2 separate regions of the Homo sapiens genome follow, and region 2 is linked to region 1. The links are chromatin loops, found by intact Hi-C in ENCODE. Cell type or tissue: transverse colon. All regions are shown on one strand. Each heading gives the region's core, and the rest is flanking DNA. Links, peaks and the distances in the headings are about the cores only.

Region 1 (10,146 bases), core at 1,159-9,158:
GACCTTGCCTGGGGATGTCGGCAGGTCCTGGGGCAGGAAGGGGTTCCACTGAATCTAGGAAGCACTGGGTGAAGCCAAGTGAACGGGGACCTTGGTAGCTTGGGCTTTTCCCATGTGAATCCCTGAGAGGGAGAGATCGGGTGCCCTGTTCCCAAACTCACCCTATGCTTTACATTGATTTGCTGTCTGTTTATTCATTCCCATTCATTCATTCATTGATAGCCAGGTCTTACCCCTGTGGAGTGCACGATGTTCTGAGGGACACTGTTGTTCTGTGGAACAGAGTTTGGGGAATCTAGTCTGAGTGAGGAACCTGCAGCGCCAGTGGGAAGGCAGCCACCGCTCTGCTAAACGCTGCATTTATTCGTGTTACAGGGCAGGGGCCACCCAGCTGTTTCTCTAAAGGGCTAGATGGTAACTAACAACTTCAGTCTCTGTGGCAACCACTCAACTCTGCCTTTTGCAGTGTAAAAGCACCCCTGAGCAATGCATAACAGAGTGGGCCTGGTTGCACGCTAATAAAACTTTATTTACAAAAGCAGGTGTAAGCCGGGTTTGAACCAAGGGCCATCATTTGCTGGCCACTGATTTAAGGGAGCTGGAAAGCAGGAGACCCTGATTCTAGACCTAGGCCCTGGTTGGCCCCTGACTTCAGCCATGAGCCCAGAGTCATTCAGTCTCCGGACCTTGGTTTCCTGTTTATAAAGTGCAGGCAGTAATGATAGTGATACCGGCCTCACCTCACTTGCAGGCTGGCTGTGGTGCTCGAGAGCGGTCATGGATGTAAAAGCTTTTGTAAACTGTAAATTGCTGCACGGTCAGCGCGAAGGGCTGACTCATTTGACTGAGGAGGGTGGACTTGGCTGGCAGGGAGAGGGGTACAGCTGTCCTCCTTTCTGACTTACGCTCAGGGGTCTTCCACCATCACTCCCTCTCTTTGTTCCCCCATACCAGATGCTTTGTAAGTGTCTGAGCAAGGTTCTCCAAGGTGATGTTTAGATGCTTAGGTCCTTTTCCACTCCCTCTATCAGGAAGTGCAATCTGTGTATTCTTCCTCCGAATTTGAGCAGAAGGAGGGTATCCCTGTGTAGCATGGCCCTCCTGGACCATTCATGGGTTCACACTTGCTCATTGTATGTCATCAAAGGTAAATGCCCCACGGTCCCCATGTCAGAGATGTGTCCACTCAAGGAAGGAGACTGCCGTGCAGTGAGCTCAGGGAGCCATGGCACCTCCCGGGTGGGCCTGGCTCAGCATAGGCCCTGTGAAGCCCAGTCATCGGAGGGGCCTAGAGCCTTGCTGGGAGTCAGAGTTGCTGGCACCACGTGGACAGTCACCTGTCTCCTTAATACCGTGCCCAGTGTGTGGAGTAGATGAATGCAGGAGAAGCCAGGCAGGCAGGTCCCGATTTGGCGCAGCGAACGATGGAGGTGCTGGAGATTTAGGGACAGGAAGAAGGGCCAGAGAGGTGGTGTTTGAGGCGGTATGCAGTGATAAAATTTGGGAGCCAGCTGGGAGGCGGCTGTGTGGTCCAGAGTGAGGGGGTTGAGCCCCTCCATTTGTGGTTTTGCAAAGAGGTGGGAAGGGGAGTTTCTTTGGAGATCCAGTTTTTGGGTTCTGGGACACCCTCCAGGTTTAACCACATGGTCTCTGTCTTTTCCCGCTGTAGATATCAATGAGTGTTTGAGTATCAGTGCCCCGTGCCCTATCGGGCATACATGCATCAACACAGAGGGCTCCTACACGTGCCAGAAGAACGTGCCCAACTGTGGCCGTGGCTACCATCTCAACGAGGAGGGAACGCGCTGTGTTGGTTGGTATTAAGAAAACAAATCTGAAATCCACTTTCCTGTCTGCTTCCAGCATGCACCCTGCCTTCTCTGGAAGCAGAAAGTTGATCCCCAAAGCAAAGCCATTTCTATCAGCCCATCCATCCCACTGTCAGTTCCCAAGCATGGGGCTTCATTGTCTTGCCTGGACTGGTGCACCAGCCCGTCTACTGCCTCAGCCTTGTCTGGCTTGTCCTGAGCCCAAAGCTCTCGCACCCCACCCTGTTTACAGTTCCATCAGCTCCCCGTTGGTGACAAAGGATGGATGCCTCTGCTTACAGTCCAGTCCCCCAGAGCTGGCCCAACTCCACAAACCTTGTAATTCAGGCAATGTGGGTCTGCCACTCCCCACACAAGCACTGTCCTTTCCTCTCTGTGTGGGTGTTTGCTCTCACGTCATTCCCTCTGCCCACCTGCTCCTACGTTCCTTTGGATCCAGGGCACCCAGCCTGCCTAGATCCCGCCAGGGAAGGAGCCTTCCTCGCATAACCCCCAGGACACTTCTTCAGTGTCTCCCTGGGTTCCTGGGCACTTCCTACCTTAATGAGAGTCATTGCTGGCCTGCCAGCCAGGTAGGGCTGCCTCTGGGTCAGCTATCTTCCCAGTCCAGGGCCCGGCACTCAGTAGGTGCTCTGTGAAGTCGTGTTGAAATGGAATGCCTGTTTCCATGTCCATGTGTTCCTTTCTTGCTTTCCTTTCTGATCATCTTGGGGGGAAAAAACCCAAACTAAAGGTTTTCATCATGGCTTTCTTTCTCCTTTGCAAGATGTGGACGAGTGCGCGCCACCTGCTGAGCCCTGTGGGAAGGGACATCGCTGCGTGAACTCTCCCGGCAGTTTCCGCTGCGAATGCAAGACGGGTTACTATTTTGACGGCATCAGCAGGATGTGTGTCGGTGCGTGGGGGGCCCCGCAGGCCTCGGGGGAACCCAGCCACGTGGCACCAGGGACACATTTCTGTGGCACCTCGAGTGATGTGGTCTGATCCTCATCTCAGATAATCCCAAGTGCAGGCAGACCCTGAGAGAAGATCCTGAGTCAGGAGACCCCATTCTAGCCCCAGCTCTGCTACTGCCCAGCCAGGCGGCCACTGGCACCACCCCCCTGTGTGTGAGCCTGCTCCCCATCTGTGGAAAGGGGTTCTGCTTGACCCAGGACCTCCAAGTGCTGATGAGCCAGGTCTACACATGTGGGCAGCATCAGCGATTTCCTGGAGATTCACCGCTGAGCTGTAGATCCCCAGGAGCTAGAGATGTGTGCCTTTAGCCCAGGGCAGCGAGGGGAAAAGTTGACCAGGAGTGGGGTCAGGTCTTGTCCAGCCAGTGCCTGCTGTCACCAAACCTAGGTGCTCAGGGAAGCCTGGCAGCTGCCAACCACTCCCCCAAAGTGGGCACTTTGCTAGATCCTGGCAGACCCTCCTTGTGGGTCCTGGGGAGGAGGACTGGCAGGAGGGCACAAGTTCAGATGTGCTGCCGCAGAAGGAGCACGAGGCTCGCCCACCAGGCAGGCACAGCGCGGCAGTCCCGGCTCTCCCACTGACTTCCCGCATGCTCGGGACAAGTCACTTTGCATTCCTTGTCTGAGAAATGAGGCTGGAGGCCAGGCGCGATGGCTCATGCCTGTAATCCCAGCACTTTGGGAGGCTAAGGCAGGTGAATCACTTGAGGTCAGGAGTTTGAGACCAGCCTGGCCAACATGACGAAACCTCATCTCTACAAAAAATACAAAAATTAGCCGGGCGTGGTGGCACATGCCTGTAATCCCTGTTACTTGGGAGGCTGAGGCAGGAGAATCACTTGAACTGGGAGGCGGAGGTTGCAGTGAGCTGAGATCATGCCACTGCAATCCAGCCTAGGAGACAGAGCGAGACTCCATCTCAAAGATGAAGGAAAAAAAAGAAATGAGGCTGGAGGAGGTGGAGGACAAAGGACATGAGCTGGCCTTACTAGGAGGGTGGAGTGTGGTGCCACTGTGTTGGACATTGCCCTGAGTCAGCCCACCCCTCACTTTCAGATGTCAACGAGTGCCAGCGCTACCCCGGGCGCCTGTGTGGCCACAAGTGCGAGAACACGCTGGGCTCCTACCTCTGCAGCTGTTCCGTGGGCTTCCGGCTCTCTGTGGATGGCAGGTCATGTGAAGGTGAGGCTGGGGCCCCGTCCACTCACCTCCCCCAGGTCACCTTCCTCCTGGGGAAGCCACCCTTCTGCAGACCGGTTTGCAGCAGATCCGCGATGGTTTCCCTGTTAAATGACATGTTAGCAGGGGAAGTGCCTGTAAAATATTGTTCATCAGAGAGGACTGCCCGCCTGCCCACCCGATTTCTCCTGATGACATCCACCCTCCGAGGCCGTGTCGGGGTTCATAGGCTGCGGCAGAGGCCATGCGGGATGTGGCTAGGATTATGGGGCTTGGAGCATGACACCCACGAGTCACAGGGCCTTGGTTATGCCCGACCTCTCCCTGCCTCCGTGTCCTCCCCGGGGAGAGGGGTTGATGTGTGAAACAGCAGCGAAAACTGGACACTTGTTTTGCACAAAGACAGTGTGTGGGTTTTAATCAGATGCTGCCTAGGGGAGACAGGCCTCTGTGTCCATTGATCTCAAGTCACCCAAACAAAAGGAGGGAGGCTTTGTAAATGACGAGCTGTGAGAGGAAGTACTGAGGCCTTTAGGGCGTGGGTCACTGTGCACCTGCCTCTAACTTCTTTTTTTTTTTTTGAGACGGAGTCTCGCTCTGTCACCCAGGCTGGAGTGCAATGCTACGATCTCGGCTCACTGCAACCTCCGCCTCCCGGGTTCAAGCGATTCCCCTGCCTCAGCCTCCCGAATAGCTGGGATTACAGGTGCACACCACCATGCCCAGCTAATTTTTGTATTTTTAGTAGAGACAGGGTTTCCCCATGTTGGCCAGGCTGGTCTTGAACTCCTGACCTCAGATGATCCGCCCACCTCGGCCTCCCAAAGTGCTGGCATTACAGGCGTGAGCCACCGCGCCCGGCCTGCCTCTAACTTCGTGTTGGAGTTAGGCTTTCCCCACCCGCAGAGACAGGGAGAAGCACCCTGGCCTTCCGGATGACGACATTCCCCAGGCATGTCCCCAGCCCTTGAGAAAGACACTCCTTGGTTGCACATCTCAAAGGGACAGAGAAACCGTTTACATTTGCAAGTTTTTCTAAAGTAGATGCTTCTAAGGAACATGGAGGTCAGCGCCTGTAGTCAGGTTTGGGCTGGAACCAAGAGAAAATTCTTTTGGCAGCATTGATCTTTCTCAGACAGGCATGTCAAGGGGGCTGGGTCTACATCCTGGATACCTGGTCTTGGGCCAATGGCAGCCACGCTGAAGTTGGGTCAGGTCTCTTGGTATGTGGGGGTTGGACAGAGTTGTTCCTGCCAACAGTCTTGTGGTTCTCAGATAACACCAACCTCCTGGGCTGATGGGAAGGTCACATGAACTGCATGTCAGCCCAGGGCCTGGCACATACTAGGTGCTTGGCAGATGTCGTGTCTTGTATACGGATTAGGTTCTGAGCTGAGCAGACACTGAGAGCTTTGGATGGCCCTCCACAATCGTCCACATTGCCGATGACACCCTGTTTGGTGCCGTGCACTGGCTCACAGGACGGCTTCTGCAGCCTGACTCAAACATGGCAGGTCCTAACATTTTGCCATGAGAATTTTCCTTCCTGATGAGATGGTCGCAGGGGTTGGATATGCCACAGTGAGCTGTGGTGTGCATGATTCTCAAATCGGAGGACGGACGGTGTGAGGGGTCCTGGGCTTAGTTCACAAGAACGTGTATGGACAAGGAACAAGATTCACGAGTTGAGTCTCTCAGGCTTGTGTTCAAACCTGACTTCTGCCATTTCCATGGCCTTGAAGAAGTAACTCAGTCTTTCCTGGGCCATGGTGTCCTCATCTGTAAAACGGGCATAGTAGGACCAACCCCATAGGGGGTTGTGAGGATGAAACGAGATTAAGCATGTGAAGAGCTTATCACAGGGCCAAGCACAGGATGAAGAGCTGGCGGTGTGGAGGCTGCTGGCTTTATTATTATTTAGTAGAAGTAGTGGGATTCCTGGCTTGTGCTTCCTCTAGTCATTCATAAATTGCTGAAAAGTCGGCATTCATATCCACATTAGTGGACAATATTGTGGATATAGAACCAGAGCCTGGCCAACCTTGCTATGTGACCTTACTAACCATTTGTTAGGGTCCTGCCCCGGGTGTGTAGCAAGAACTCGGTCCTGCACTGGGGAGTGTCTCTAGCGGGGGATGAGAGACCACACTGGACAGGTGGAGGCCAGGCCTGGTGTGTGGGGGCCACAGAGATGAAACACGGGGTGGAAGGCTATTGGACGTTCTGTGACAGCCACATAGTATAGATTTAAGGCTTTTCCAGCCACAATCTCTGTTGCAACCGCTGAACTCTGCTGTGGTAGCAGAGAAGTGGCCAGAGGACCATGGTAAAAGAATGAGTGTGGCAGGGCACAGTGGCTCACACCTGTAATCCCAGCACTTTGGGAGGCTGAGGCAGGTGGATTACTTGAGGTCAGGAGTTCGAGACCAGTATGGCCAACATCGTGAAACCCTGTGTCTACTAAAAATACAAAAATTAGCCGGGCATGGTGGTGCACACCTGTAATCCCCCAGCTACTCAGGAGGCTGAGGCAGGAGAACTGCTTGAATTCATGTCCACATTTAGTGGACAATAGCCTCCCGGAGGTGGAGATTGCAGTGAGCTGAGATTGAGCTACTTGTACTCCAGCCTGGGCGACAGACAAAGACTTTGTCTCAAAAAAAAAAAGAGTGAATGTGGCTGTATTCTTTATTTTATTGTTATTATTATTTTGAGACGGAGTCTCGCTCTGTCGCCCAGGCTGGAGTGCAGTGGTGTGATCTTGGCTCACTGCAACCTCTGCCTCCTTGTTCAAGCAATTCTCCTGCTTCAGCCTCCCGAGAAGTTGTGACTACAGGTGCGTGCCACCATGCCTGGCTAATTCTTGTATTTTTAGTAGAGATGGGTTTCATCATGCTGGCCAGGCTGGTCTCGAACCCCTGACCTCGTGATCCGCCCACCTCGGCCTCCCGAAGTGCTGGAATTACAGGCATGAGCCACCATGCCTTGCCGGGCTGTGTTCTAATAAAACTTTATTTATAAAAACAAGTGTTGGGACAAATTTGGCCCATAGACTATGATTTGCTGACCTCTGCTTTAGGTAAAGGGGACAGTTGAGCAGTAGTTCAGAGTTGCTGAGTGGCCCAGTGAGTTCTGTGCATTGGAGTATGAGGAGTACTGGCGTATGGGCTGGGTGGCCGAGGACTTCCTTGTGTGCCGTCATCTGTTTAGGATGCCATCTTGGAGGTGAAGTGGAGAGCACAGGATCAGATTTCCATTTGAGAACTAGAATGGACTCTGGCAGCCAGGTCGGGGCAGACTTCCAGGGGCCAAGGCTGGAGGCGATCGCTGCCATCCTGGCAGGAGAAGTTGTGGTCGAAGCAGGCAGGAGCAGGGATGGAGGGTCCGGAGCCACCAGCGATGACGCCTCTCCCTCGGCCACACCCCCCGGGACCTCTGTCTCTCCGAGTGTGTTAACCTGAGGGAGGTGGAGAGGAGATTTTCTGTTCACTGACCCTGAGGGCTACTGTGGAGGCAGGGACGTATGATGCTCTGAGCGGTGACCCTCGTTTTGTATTTCAGACATCAATGAGTGCAGCAGCAGCCCCTGTAGCCAGGAGTGTGCCAACGTCTACGGCTCCTACCAGTGTTACTGCCGGCGAGGCTACCAGCTCAGCGATGTGGATGGAGTCACCTGTGAAGGTGCGGACGCCCCTGCCTGCTGAGGGGGAAAGCACCCCCTGGTCTTGCCATGACACAGCAGCACGGCCTCTGACTTTCAAAATCCACAGGGAAGAGCCTGCTGGGATTTCTTCACCTGACAAACCTTCCATGTCCACCCTTGGAGGCAAGCGGGTGGTTTGCTGTTTTCCCTCCAACTGAGGTTTTTTTTTTTTTTTTTTTTTTTTTTTGAGACACGGTCTTGCTCTGTTGCCCAGGCTGGAGTGATATGGTGCAATCACTGCTCACTGCAGCCTCAGCTTCCCAGGCTCAAGTGATCCTCCCACCTCAGCCTCCCAAGTAGTTGGGACCATAGGTGTATACCACCATGCCTGGCTAATTTTTTATTTTTAAAAAATTAGAGACGGGGCCTTGCTGTGTTGCCCAGGCTGGTCTCGAACTCCGTGGCTCAAGTGATCCTCTTGCTTCAGCCTCCCAAATTGCTGGGATTACAGGCATGAGCCACCGTGCCTGGCCCCCAACTGAAATTCTAATATACTTTTCCCATCCTTAAGCGTGAGGGTGGGAAGGCAGCAAACCACTCCTGACTTGTTCTTTAATAAATGTGCACGGCGGTAATTACAACATGCACTGGGACCTTGGGCCGCATATCTCAGGTCTTGGTGGTGGTGCATGGCTGAGAGGTAAGGAGGGGGCTCAGGGACCACCTATATCCCTGACTCAGAGCTCTAACTCTTCATCTGTAACATGATGATTAACTTCAGCCTCACCAGATCATTGGAGGATTAAACTAGATGACAGCAATTACAGGCAATTAAGGGCAATTACGATGATTACCATTTTCATGTAAGGTGTGTGTGTATTTTGTTTGCTTGTTTGTTTTTGAGACAGAGACAGCTCTGTCACCCAGGTTGGAGGGCAGTGGTACAAACACGGCTCACTGCAGCCTCCATCTCCTGGGATCTAGCAATTCTCCCACCTCTGCCTCCTTGAGTAGCTGGGCCCACAGGCATGCACCAGTATGCCTGACTAACTTTTTTGATTTTTTGTAGACACAGGGTCTCACTTTGTTGCCGAGGCTGGTCTCGAACTCCTGGGCTCAAGTAACCCTCCTGCCTCAGCCTCCCATGCCTGGGATTCCAGGCATGAGCCAGTGCACCCAGCTGAGGTGTGTTTCTTATTATTGAACTGTGGTCCATATTTCCCCCTGCCCGCCACATGCATACTTCACACCATGAACTTGCTGTGTGACCCTAGGCTAGTCCCATCGCCTCTCTGAGCACGATGGTCTCTGAGGCTTCCTGTGTTCAGCTTGTCCTGTGCTGCTGCCCTCCCGGGCCCCAGTGCAGCCCCCAGGGCGATGTAGCATGGCCAGCAGCCATGGCCAGGTGCCAGGACACTGAGGCTGAGGTGGGCTTTGCCGTTGCAGACATCGACGAGTGCGCCCTGCCCACCGGGGGCCACATCTGCTCCTACCGCTGCATCAACATCCCTGGAAGCTTCCAGTGCAGCTGCCCCTCGTCTGGCTACAGGCTGGCCCCCAATGGCCGCAACTGCCAAGGTGAGCAGGAGGGATGCCCTGGGGTCCCTCACGCTCTGCTTGGGGCCCTGCAATGTCGTGGGGCTGAGGCTGGGCTCGGGGGCTGTGCTTCCCCAACCCAAGGGCCACAGCACAGATGGAATGCATTCAGGAAAAGGAGGCCCACCCCATCCAAGGGGTGTCCTGGGGTCTGCAGCACCCTGGTCTCCTACACCCAGGCCCCAGCACACTTGTCCTCTGGATTGTCTGAGCCTGTGGCGGCTGCATCCGGCAGGAACACTTCAGCCCTCCTCCCCTCCCCTCAGCAGCCCCGTAAAGGCTGGAACAGAGGCCTTTAGGAAGATGCCCGCCAGGGAGGAAGCAGTCCAGGCCAGGGGATGGCGTGGCCTGGTGTGGGATGGCCCAGGGATACTCATGGCTATGGGTCAGCTCCAGCATCGGCTAAGTAATGGTGGCCAATGGCATTGGTTCTGCATTCAGCCCCCTTTTCTACGAATGCTCTAGGGGGCAGTGTGTGTCCCCCAGAGCCATCTGATAACCATCCATTCAATCACTGACAGCGGGTGCTGAGTAGATGTTTGTGAGCGCGTGATCCTCAGTGTACACACTGCGCCCAGAAGCTGAGTCATGGAGGTGGGGCTGTCCAGCCAGTTCCTCGGGAGCCCCACACAGGACTGTGGATCCTGGGGCTCTGGAAGCCCCCTGGGTCCCACAGATGTAGCTTCTGGTCATGAGGAAGGTGACTTTGATGAAAGGCAGGCAGGAGCTGCGGTGTTTCCTGGGAGGCCCCCTCCGCTTGCCCTGGGCTCTGGATGGAAGGCTGGTTGTGTCTGCATTTCTGACGGAGCAAATGACTTTTCTCCTGGCCAGGCTCCCTCACCACAGCCTGGGGTCCCGCCCAGACTCAGCATAAACACATTCCTGAGCCGGGCCTTTGAGGCTGGGGAGTGTTGTTTTTGCCACCGATGCTCAGGCATTTGGC
Region 2 (8,972 bases), core at 1-8,000, 270 kb before region 1:
GTCCCCTGCAGCCCCTGGAAGTGAGGCGAAGAAGGCCAGGATGGAGTTGGGTGGGCACCCGCCTGTGGTCGTACCCGGATCGTGGAGGCCGCGGGCCCTGAACCCTAGACACTGGGCGGGACCCTCCCTCCATTATAAAAAAAAGTAATAAAGCAAAAGCATCTCGCGACTGCGCTGCCATAATGGCAAATGTGTCGAAATTATACGCGAAAACAATTGCTTCCCCCTGAGAGGGCATTCTTCTGATGCTAATAGAAATTGGGGGAGTCAGCCTTGCTGTGGGCGCGGCACCGCCCCCTCCCCGGCCGAACCGCCCGCGTTGCGCCGCCAGGGGGCGCCCGACACCAACGCGAGGCTCCACGCGCCAGCGGGGCGGGGCTGAGAGGAGGTGGGGGCGGAGCCTGGGTAGGCGGAGGCGGAGGCGGGGGCGGGGGCGGGGGCGGGGGCGGGGGCGGGGGCAGGCCCCGGGCGGCGAAGCCGCGCTCCACAGCCAGGACCCTGCTCTCCCGGCCCCGGCCCACCCTTGCGGTCCCGGCTGCACCCAAACCCGACCCCCTGCACTTCTCACCTCCCGGCGTAGTGCATACTGTTCCTTCCACCGGGAACACGCGGAATACCTTCCCCGTTCAAGATCTAGTCGAGGCACCACCGCCTCCAGCAAGCCTTCCCGAGCCTCAGGCTGAACCAGGCACCTCCCTTGGGCTCCTACAGGTCCCCTGGCCACACTGTCACTCTGTATTCTTCTCCTGGGACAGTGGACAGTGAGTCCCCCGGCCGGGATGGGGCTGGGTCACCCACGATCCTAGCACGTGGTGAGTGGGTTTCAGGTGAATAAATCTGGGAGCCGGGAGCCCCAGGCAGCTTACTCAGATGATCGATGGTGGAAGTCCTGTCCCTCCACCCACCTTTGCTTAGAGCCTGGGACCACAGACGCTCAGTAAGTAACTGGGCTCCCTGGCTCCTGCCCCAGCCTGTCAGCCCCCATCTATAACTTCTGAGGGCTGAATCTTCCTCCTGCAGAACCTCGGGCTCTGAAGGTGATCCTTAGTAGGCCAGCTTGCAGCCCAGCCTTTGCATCTAACACCCTCCCCGCTTTTCACAGTCTCTCCCTGTTCCCTTGTTCAGTTGGGGTGGGGGATCGTTTGTGAGACTTGTCTTCATATTGTGAGCAATAATAAAGTACTTAAAGATATTTGAAAACTATTTTCTTACGAATAATAGAGAAGATTCCAGTTATCCCTGTAGTAATCTCTCACTCATTTGCAACCTTGCAGACTTAGTGGTTTCAGAAAGTCTTGCAAATACTCAGCCTTTCATTCCCCGGGGTCCCGTGCTGGCATCAGGCTCACACATGCACCAGGTGACTGGTTCAGGCACAGAGGGAAGCGGACTGCCTGGGTTTAAATTCCAGCTCCACGCTCCATGGATGTGTGACCTTAGGTAAACTACTCAGCCTCTCTGTGCCTCAATTTCTTCATGTGTAAAGTGTGATGGTGATGTCAGAGCCACCCCTGGGATTCTCAGGACGATTCGGGAAACTGCCTGTGGTGCACTCAGGAGGGAGTGGACCACAGAGGAAGTGCTCAGTAGGGGTTAGTAGTGAGCAGTGCTATTAGGCCTTCAGGGTCACTGTCATGTGCTCAAGGAAGCGGGAGAGAAAGGAGCGAAGCTTGCCTGGCCCCAGGACAGCACTGCGTGAAGTCCCTGAGACCCTCTTTTCTCACACTCCTCTCATGTAACCCTGAGGTGGGGATGCACCTGTGTTTGTCCTCCCCCCCATCCTCCTGACCCGGAACTCCTGGAGGGAGGAGAGGGCTGAATTGTTGGGGGCAAGGGAGAACATGGCTGCCCTCCTCTCCTGGGTGAGAACTCTTCATTCTGGGGTGGGAGTCAAGGTCCTGACTTGAGGAAGCAGGAGCTCCGCGTGTCGGCTGAGTGAATGAGTGAATGAATGAATGAATGAATGAATGAATGCATATGCCAGAGGCAGTGTCACACAGTGGCTAAGGATGGGGGCATCGGCTTCCAATAGCCTCAGATTCAAATTCTGGCTCACCTGCCTGCCAGTCATGGGGACCCTACTACCTGACTGCTCTGAGCCCCGGCATCCTCCTCTGCACTGCCCACTCCGTGCCCAACCTCTGGATGTTTGTGTCTGCCTTAAATCTGTCCACTGAAGCCCCAAGCACCTGTATTTGGAGATAGAACCTATAAGGAGGTAGTTAAGGTTCAATGAGGTCACGAGGGGGGGGGCATAATGAGGGGATTAGTGCCTTCATTAGGGAGAGCTTGCGCTCTCACTCTCTCTCTTTTTTTTTTTTTTTTTTGAGACAGAGTCTGACTGTGTCACCCAGACTGGACTGCAGTGGTGCAATCTCAGCTCACCACAACCTCTGCTTCCTGGGTTCAAGCAATTCTCCTGCCTCAGCCTCCCAAGTAGCTGGGATTACAGGTGTGTGCCACCATGCCCAGCTAATTTTTTTTGAATTTTTAGTAGAGAAGGGGTCTTACTATGTTGCCCAGGCTGGTCTTGAACTACTGAGCTTAAGTAATCCTCCCACCTCAACCTCCCAAAGTGCTGGGATTACAGGCATGAGCCACCAAACCCAGCCAAAAACTGAATTTTGAAATTTAATTTTAATTAATGTTAAACAGGCATGTGTGTCTAGCGGCTATAGTGTGAGACAGTGCAGTTCTAGAGAAAGGAGAGGCTTGGCCACACAGACTGATTTGAGGGGCAGTGAGAGATCAGCTTCTTCCCAAAAGGCACCCTCTGCCCCACCCCTTGGTGTGCTTCATCCATCAGTGCAGGTTGTCTGAAGCAAGGTCCCACTAAACAAGCAAAGGCCCAGCATTCAGTCACCAAGCACTTGTGATGTGCACCGCCCCATTTAATCTTCACAATTGGGTATTGTTGTGTGCATTATTTAATCCTAAGAGCTGATTCACAAGGGAGAGACTGTTACCATTTTCATTTGGTCTTAGCCAAAAGGCCGAGAAGCGATGGTTATCATTTTCGAATGTGGATACGGTGCAGAGAGGCAAAGCGCCCTACCCAAGACCCCAGAGGCGAGTCCTTTAGGCTTAACCTTCATGCCTCCCAGCCTCCCCAGGAAACCGCCCGGGACAGCTGGAGGCATTCACAGCCCATGTGAGCAAGTTTGTTAGGACTTAAAGCCTGGCGGCTGTTAAGGGTTGAGTGGGGACAGGGACATGGAACTAGTTCTGGAGCTCGGGTTTCTGGCAGAATGTTCCAAAAATAGGAACTAGCAGCCAAAGGACAACGTCAGAAATGACCGAGTCAGGAGTGGTCTGTGTCTGAGCTGGGAGAGGCAGCAGAGAGGATTGTGGTTTGATACACATTTGTGTAAATAAGCACGCCTGTTTTGTAGATGGGGAAGCTGGGGCAGAAATGGGGCAAAAATACGATTTTAAAGCCAGTCGTGTACAGACATGGTGGCTCAGGCTTATAATCCCAAAACTCTGGGAGGCCAAGGTGGGAAGCTTGTTTGAAGCTAGGAGTTCGAGACCAGCATGGGCAATAAAGCAAGACCCCATGGTATGCGCCCGTAGTCCCAGCTACGCAGGAGACTGAGGCGGGAGGATTACTTGAGCCCAGGAGGTCGAGGCTGGAGTGAGCTATGTTTGGGCCACTGCACCCCAGCCTGGGTGACAGAGCAAGACCCTGCCTCTAAAAAAATAAAGTAAAATAGGCCAGCCCTGCTGGGGCCGTGCTGGTGGCTGGACTCTGAGCTTCCCTCTGAGCCTTGGTCTCTTCACCAAAACCACTTGGGGGTGGATCTGACTCACATAGAGGCCCCTGCCGCTGGTCAGGCACTGCCTGGGATGGACCACGCAGGATGGGGGTGGGCAACGGTAAAAATACACCAAGGCCCAGAGTCCAGGCTCCTAGTGTCCAGCTATCACTGGGGCCTAGGAGTGCCCACCCCAACCCTCCATCCACAAGAACTCCTGAAACGGGACTCGGGATCACAGCATCCATTCAGTTTTTGTCTGGGTCCAGTGGCTCACGCCTGTAATCCCAGCACTTCAGGAGGCCCAGGTGGGAGGGTCACTTGAGCTCAGGAGTTCGACACCAGCCAGCGCAACATAGTGAGACCCCTTCTCTTCTAAAAGAATGTATCTGGGCTGGGTGCCGTGGCTCACGCCTGTAATCCCAGCACTTTAGGAGGCCAAGGCAGGCAGATCACGAGGTCAAGAGATCGAGACCATCCTGGCAAACATGGTGAAACCCCGTCTCTACTAAAAAATACAAAAAAATTAGCCGGGCGTGGTGGCGGGCACCTGTAGTCCCAGCTACTTGGAAGGCTGAGGCAGGAGAATGGCGTGAACCCGGGAGGCAGAGCTGCAGTGAGCCGAGATCGCACCACTGCACTCTAGGCTGGGCAACAAAGCGAGACTCCATCTCAAAAAAAAAAAAAAAAAAAAGTGTATCCAGAGATCTGGCAGGAGACTCAGGGAAAAATCACTGCAGCGTTGTAACCCCATTTTTCTCCTCTGTAAAGCGGGGGTGGCATGGACAGTCTCCTCGAGTTGCTACAGGGTTGAAGGGGCACTGTTTGGGAGCTGTGAGGTGCTCCTGCTTCCACCCGGGGCCTGCACGAGTCCTCCTGGCTCTGAACCCCCGACCCAGGACTGGCTCAGGGTGAGGGGTCAGTGGTCCGCATGGTGGAGAGAGAGAAATTCTGAGCCAACAGACTCTGTTCAGGGGACAGGAAAGGCCCTCATCCCCGCTGGCTTCCAGATCTCCCAGATAAGGAGAAATTAATGTTTGATCTGAGCTTCATTCCAGAGACAGACAAACCAGTTTACTGCTGCTGACTGAGAGGACACCCCACCCCTGCTATCGCACCTCACCGCCCTTTGGACTTGACACAGGACTTCTCCTGGGCCCCATGGGTCCCATTGTCCTCAGGCCCCTGTGCTTAGCATGGACCGGGCAGTCGGTGGGCCTGGGGGATGTTTGCTAAAATCAGGTTGCAAATCCAGCCCGCCACCTTCCGCCACTTCTTAGTGGGAGAAGCTGCCTCCGAAGCCAGGGATGGGACCCTCATCAGGAAGTCAGCCTCATGGATCCCAACGTAGACGCTGCCAGGAGGAGAAGAACACAGAGATCTGACTGCCTCACTGAGCAGCTGTTAGCCTTGGCCGAGCCACTTCCCCTCTCTGGGCTCCAGACCCTCAGCTGTAGAAAGGAGTCTTAATCCCTTCTCCCCTCCAAATCTGCTCTTCCCCATCTCATCTCAGTTGGGAGCTCCCCAACTCCATCCTTTTGGCTCCTCAGGCTAGAACTAGGGTCCCCCTTGACTCCTCCCTCACTCTCACCCCACCTCCAGTCCATCAGCAAAGTCCTGTGGGCCCAACCTTCAAAATACATCCACCACGAGAACTTTCCTCCGGCCCGCACCGGTGCCAGCCTGCACCACGCCATGCTGCTCCCTCCTTTACCTATCTGGTGTGATCCAAGACGAACTTAGCACCTAGAAAGAGCCTTCCGTCTTCCACGCATGTTAATTAGAAAATTTACCTGTTTGGCCTGGCACGGTGGCTCGTGCCTGTAATCCCAGCACTTTGGGAGGCCGAGGAGGGTGGATCACCTGAGCTTGGGAGTTCGAGACCAGCCTGACCAACATGGTGAAACCCCGTCTCTTCTAAAAATACAAAATTAGCCAGGTGTGGTGGTGCATACCTGTAATCCCAGCTACTTGGGAAGCTGAGGCAGGAGAATCGCTTGAACCCAGGAGGTGGAGGTTGCGGTGAGCCAAGATCGCGCCGTTGGACTCCAGCCTGGGCAACAAGAGTGAAACTCTGTCTCAAAAAAAAAAAAAGAAAGAAAGAAAGAAAGAAAATCTACTCATTCATTCATTCATCAAACACTGCTGAGAATGTGCCCTATGCAGGACACGGGAGGAGGAGGATTTGGGCCAGGCCTTGGAGAATGGGGGGCTTCCATGATGGAACGTGCAGCATGGGCACCCCAGGCAGTGGGCACAGCAAGTATAAAAAGAGCTTCAAGGCAGGGGTGGGGGGCTTCGACTATTGATGTCAGAGTTGGAGGGCACTGCAAAAGTCCTCATCCTTGGAGCCACCAAAGGGCAAGAGAGAGCTGGGTGAGCTTAGGGACCTGTCAGTGTTCAGTGGGGCTGGTGCCAGGGAATGAGGTAAGACAGGAAGGAGGGGAGGTGGAGAGGTTGCTGGGAGCTGACTGGCCACCAGGGCCTTGCACACTGGGGTAGGAAGCGTGGGCTTTATTTTTTTATTTTATTTTATTTTATTTTTGAGATGGAGTCTTGCTCTGTCACCCAGGCTGGAGTGCAGTGGTGCGATCTCGGCTCACTGCAGCCTCCGCCTTCCAGGTTCAAGCAATTCTCCTGCCTCAGCCTCCTGAGTAGCTGGGACTATAGGTGCACGCCTCCACACCTGGCTAATTTTTGTATTTTTAGTAGAGACGGGGGTTTCACCATGTTGGCCAGGATGGTCTCGATCACCTGACCTCATGATCTGCCCTCCTTGGCCTCCCAAAGTGCTGGGATTACAGGGGTGAACCACTGCGGCTGGCCGGAAGCGTGGGCTTTATTCAGAGGACAGTGGGTGACCTTGAAGGGCTTTACATGAGGAAAGTGACAACCAGACTTGCGCTTTAGAAATGTCACTCTGGGGCCCAGATGAGACGCAGAACCACGCTTGCCCCTTCCTTTCCAGCTGCGGCCCCGGAACTTGCAGCTGCATTGATGTTGATGCCTAGGAAGAACCAGATTGCCGTTTATGAACTCCTTTTTAAGCAGGGAGTCATGGTGGCTAAGGAGGGTGTCCACCTGCCTAGGCACCCGGAGCTGGCAGACAAGAATGTGCCCAACCTTCACATCATGAAGGCCATGCAGTCCCTCAAGTCCCAAGGCCACAGGGAGGAACAGTTTGCCTGGAGACATTTCTACTGGCACCTTACCCGTGAGGGTATCCAGAGTATCCGTGAGGACCTCCATCTACCCCCTGAGACTGTGCCTGCCACCCCACACTGCAGCCCTCCAGAGACTGGCAGGCCTCGGCTAGGTCTGGAGGGCAGTCGACCTACAAGACTCACAAGAGGGGAAGCTGACAGAGACCAACAGATGGGGCACTGTGCCTCCTGGTGCAGACCAGAAAGCCGAGGCTGGGGCTGGGTCAGCAACCAAGTTTAGAGGCAGATTTGATCGTGGACATGGTCAGCCATGTCAGTAAAACTGGAGAGGATTATTTTGCATTGAATAAACTTATAGCCAGAAAAACTTTTTATTTTATTTATTTTTTATTTTTTTTATTGAGACAGAGTCTCACTCTGTTGCCCAGGCTGGAGGGCAGCAATGTGATCCCAGCTCACTGCAACCTCCCCACCTCCCGAGTTCAAGTGATTCTCCTGCCTCAGCCTCCCAAGTAGCTGGGATTACAGGCGCCTGCCACCATGCCCGTCTAATTTTTTTTGTATTTTTAGTAGAGATGGGGTTTCACCATGTTGGTCAAGCTGGTCTTGAAGTTCTGACCTCAGGTGATCCGCCCTTCTCGCCCTCTCAAAATGTTGGGATTACAGGCGTGAGTCACGGCGCCCGACCCAGAGAAACTTTTTTAAAAAAGAAATGTTACCCTGGCTTCTGGGTGGGGACGCATCAGAGGAGTGATGCATGAACAGGGAGACCCAGTAGGAGGCCAGTCTCCGTAGAAGACAGGGTGTGGACACCAGGGTCCCATGGCCTGGGTTTAAAACCCACCTCCCTACTCCCTGTGTCTTACCTGGAGGACGCTGGGTCTGTCTACCTGTCCATCTCGGCAGGGTCAGGCACTGTGCGGGTGCCGCGGTTAGAGCTCGCGTTTTAGCGGGCAGTTATTCAACTGCCTTGAGCCTCACTTCATCTGAAGGTAATGGAGGTAATAACAGTACCTGCCTGCCAGACCAGATGTGACAGATAAGTTGAAATGTGTAAAACCCCTAGCACAGTCCCTGACACGTGGGGTCAATTGTTATTATGTTATTAGTCCAGGCATGAAAGTGTGGAGGGGGCCAATTACATGTGTGAGGGCTCAACCACACCCCCCAGAACTCATCTGTCAAAGTCCTAAGCTTTAGTACCTCAGTAAGTGCCTGTATTTGGAGACAGGTCTTTAAAAGGGTAATTAAGCTAACATGAGGTCATTAGGGTGGGCCTAATCCAATATGACTGGTATTCTTATAACAAGAGGAGGTTAAGGCTGGGCGCGGTGGCTCACACCTGTAATCCCAGCAGTTTGAGAGGCTGAGGCGGGCGGATCACCTGAGGTCAGGAGTTTGAGACCAGCCTGGCCAACATGGAGAAACCCCGTCTCTACTAAAAATAAAAAAAAATTAGCCGGGCATGGTGGCACACACCTATAATCCCAGCTACTCAGGAGGCTGAGGCAGGATAATTACTTGAACCCAGGAGGCAGAGGTTTGGAGTAAGCCGAGATCGCACCATTGCACTCTAGCCTGGACGACTGAGCCAGACTCCATCTCAAACAAGCAAACAAAATAAATAAATAAATAAATAACAAGAGGAGGTTAGTGGGCTGGGCGTGGTAGCTCACACCTGTAATCCCAGCACTTTGGGAGGCTGAGGTGGGAGGATTGCTTGAGGTCAGAAGTTCAAGACCAGCCTGGGCAACAAAGTGAGCTCTTGTCTCTACAAAAATTTAAAAATAAGCCAGGTGGCGGCAGGCGCAGTGGCTCACACCTGTAATCACAGCACTTTGGGAGGTCAGGGCGGGTGGACCATGAGGTCAGGAGTTCAAGACCAGCCTGGCCAAGTGGTGAAACCCTGTCTCTACTAAAAAAAAAAAAAATACAAAAATTAGCTGGGCATGGTGGCAGGCACCTGTAATCCCAGGTACTCGGGAGGCTGAGGCAGAGAATTGCTTGAACCCGGGAGGCAGAGGTTTCAGTGCACTCCAGCCTGGTGACAGAG

What was found. A loop is a pair of places that touch in the nucleus more often than their neighbours do. Peaks named below come from ENCODE experiments on the same cell type or tissue, not always from the same donor. Only the 100,000 strongest peaks of a DNase experiment are listed, where the experiment ranks them.
Region 2: a loop joins it to region 1, with 10 times the contacts of the local background. A loop is called at or near these places in 92 of 110 quality-filtered maps.

The regions. Positions count from the first base shown.
Region 1 is chr22:45,539,560-45,549,705 of GRCh38, forward strand. It overlaps FBLN1 (fibulin 1), which reads left to right. Exons shown (of 17, transcript NM_006486.3): 9 at 1,670-1,813; 10 at 2,596-2,724; 11 at 3,842-3,967; 12 at 7,526-7,645; 13 at 9,054-9,185. Among named protein-coding and RNA genes, the nearest start is that of FBLN1, 42 kb to the left of the region's middle. RefSeq lists enhancers at 6,976-7,477, 7,478-7,977, 8,812-9,599. In transverse colon, for the core only: no CTCF peak of the experiment used is centred there; no DNase peak of the experiment used is centred there; H3K27ac peaks cover 314 bases.
Region 2 is chr22:45,268,847-45,277,818 of GRCh38, forward strand. It overlaps the pseudogene RPS10P31. Among named protein-coding and RNA genes, the nearest start is that of UPK3A, 12 kb to the right of the region's middle. RefSeq lists a silencer at 228-457 and an enhancer at 648-1,299. In transverse colon, for the core only: a CTCF peak has its summit at 295 (motif pointing right); DNase peaks (open chromatin) are centred at 355, 626, 3,205 and 4,875; H3K4me3 peaks cover 1,029 bases; H3K27ac peaks cover 3,769 bases.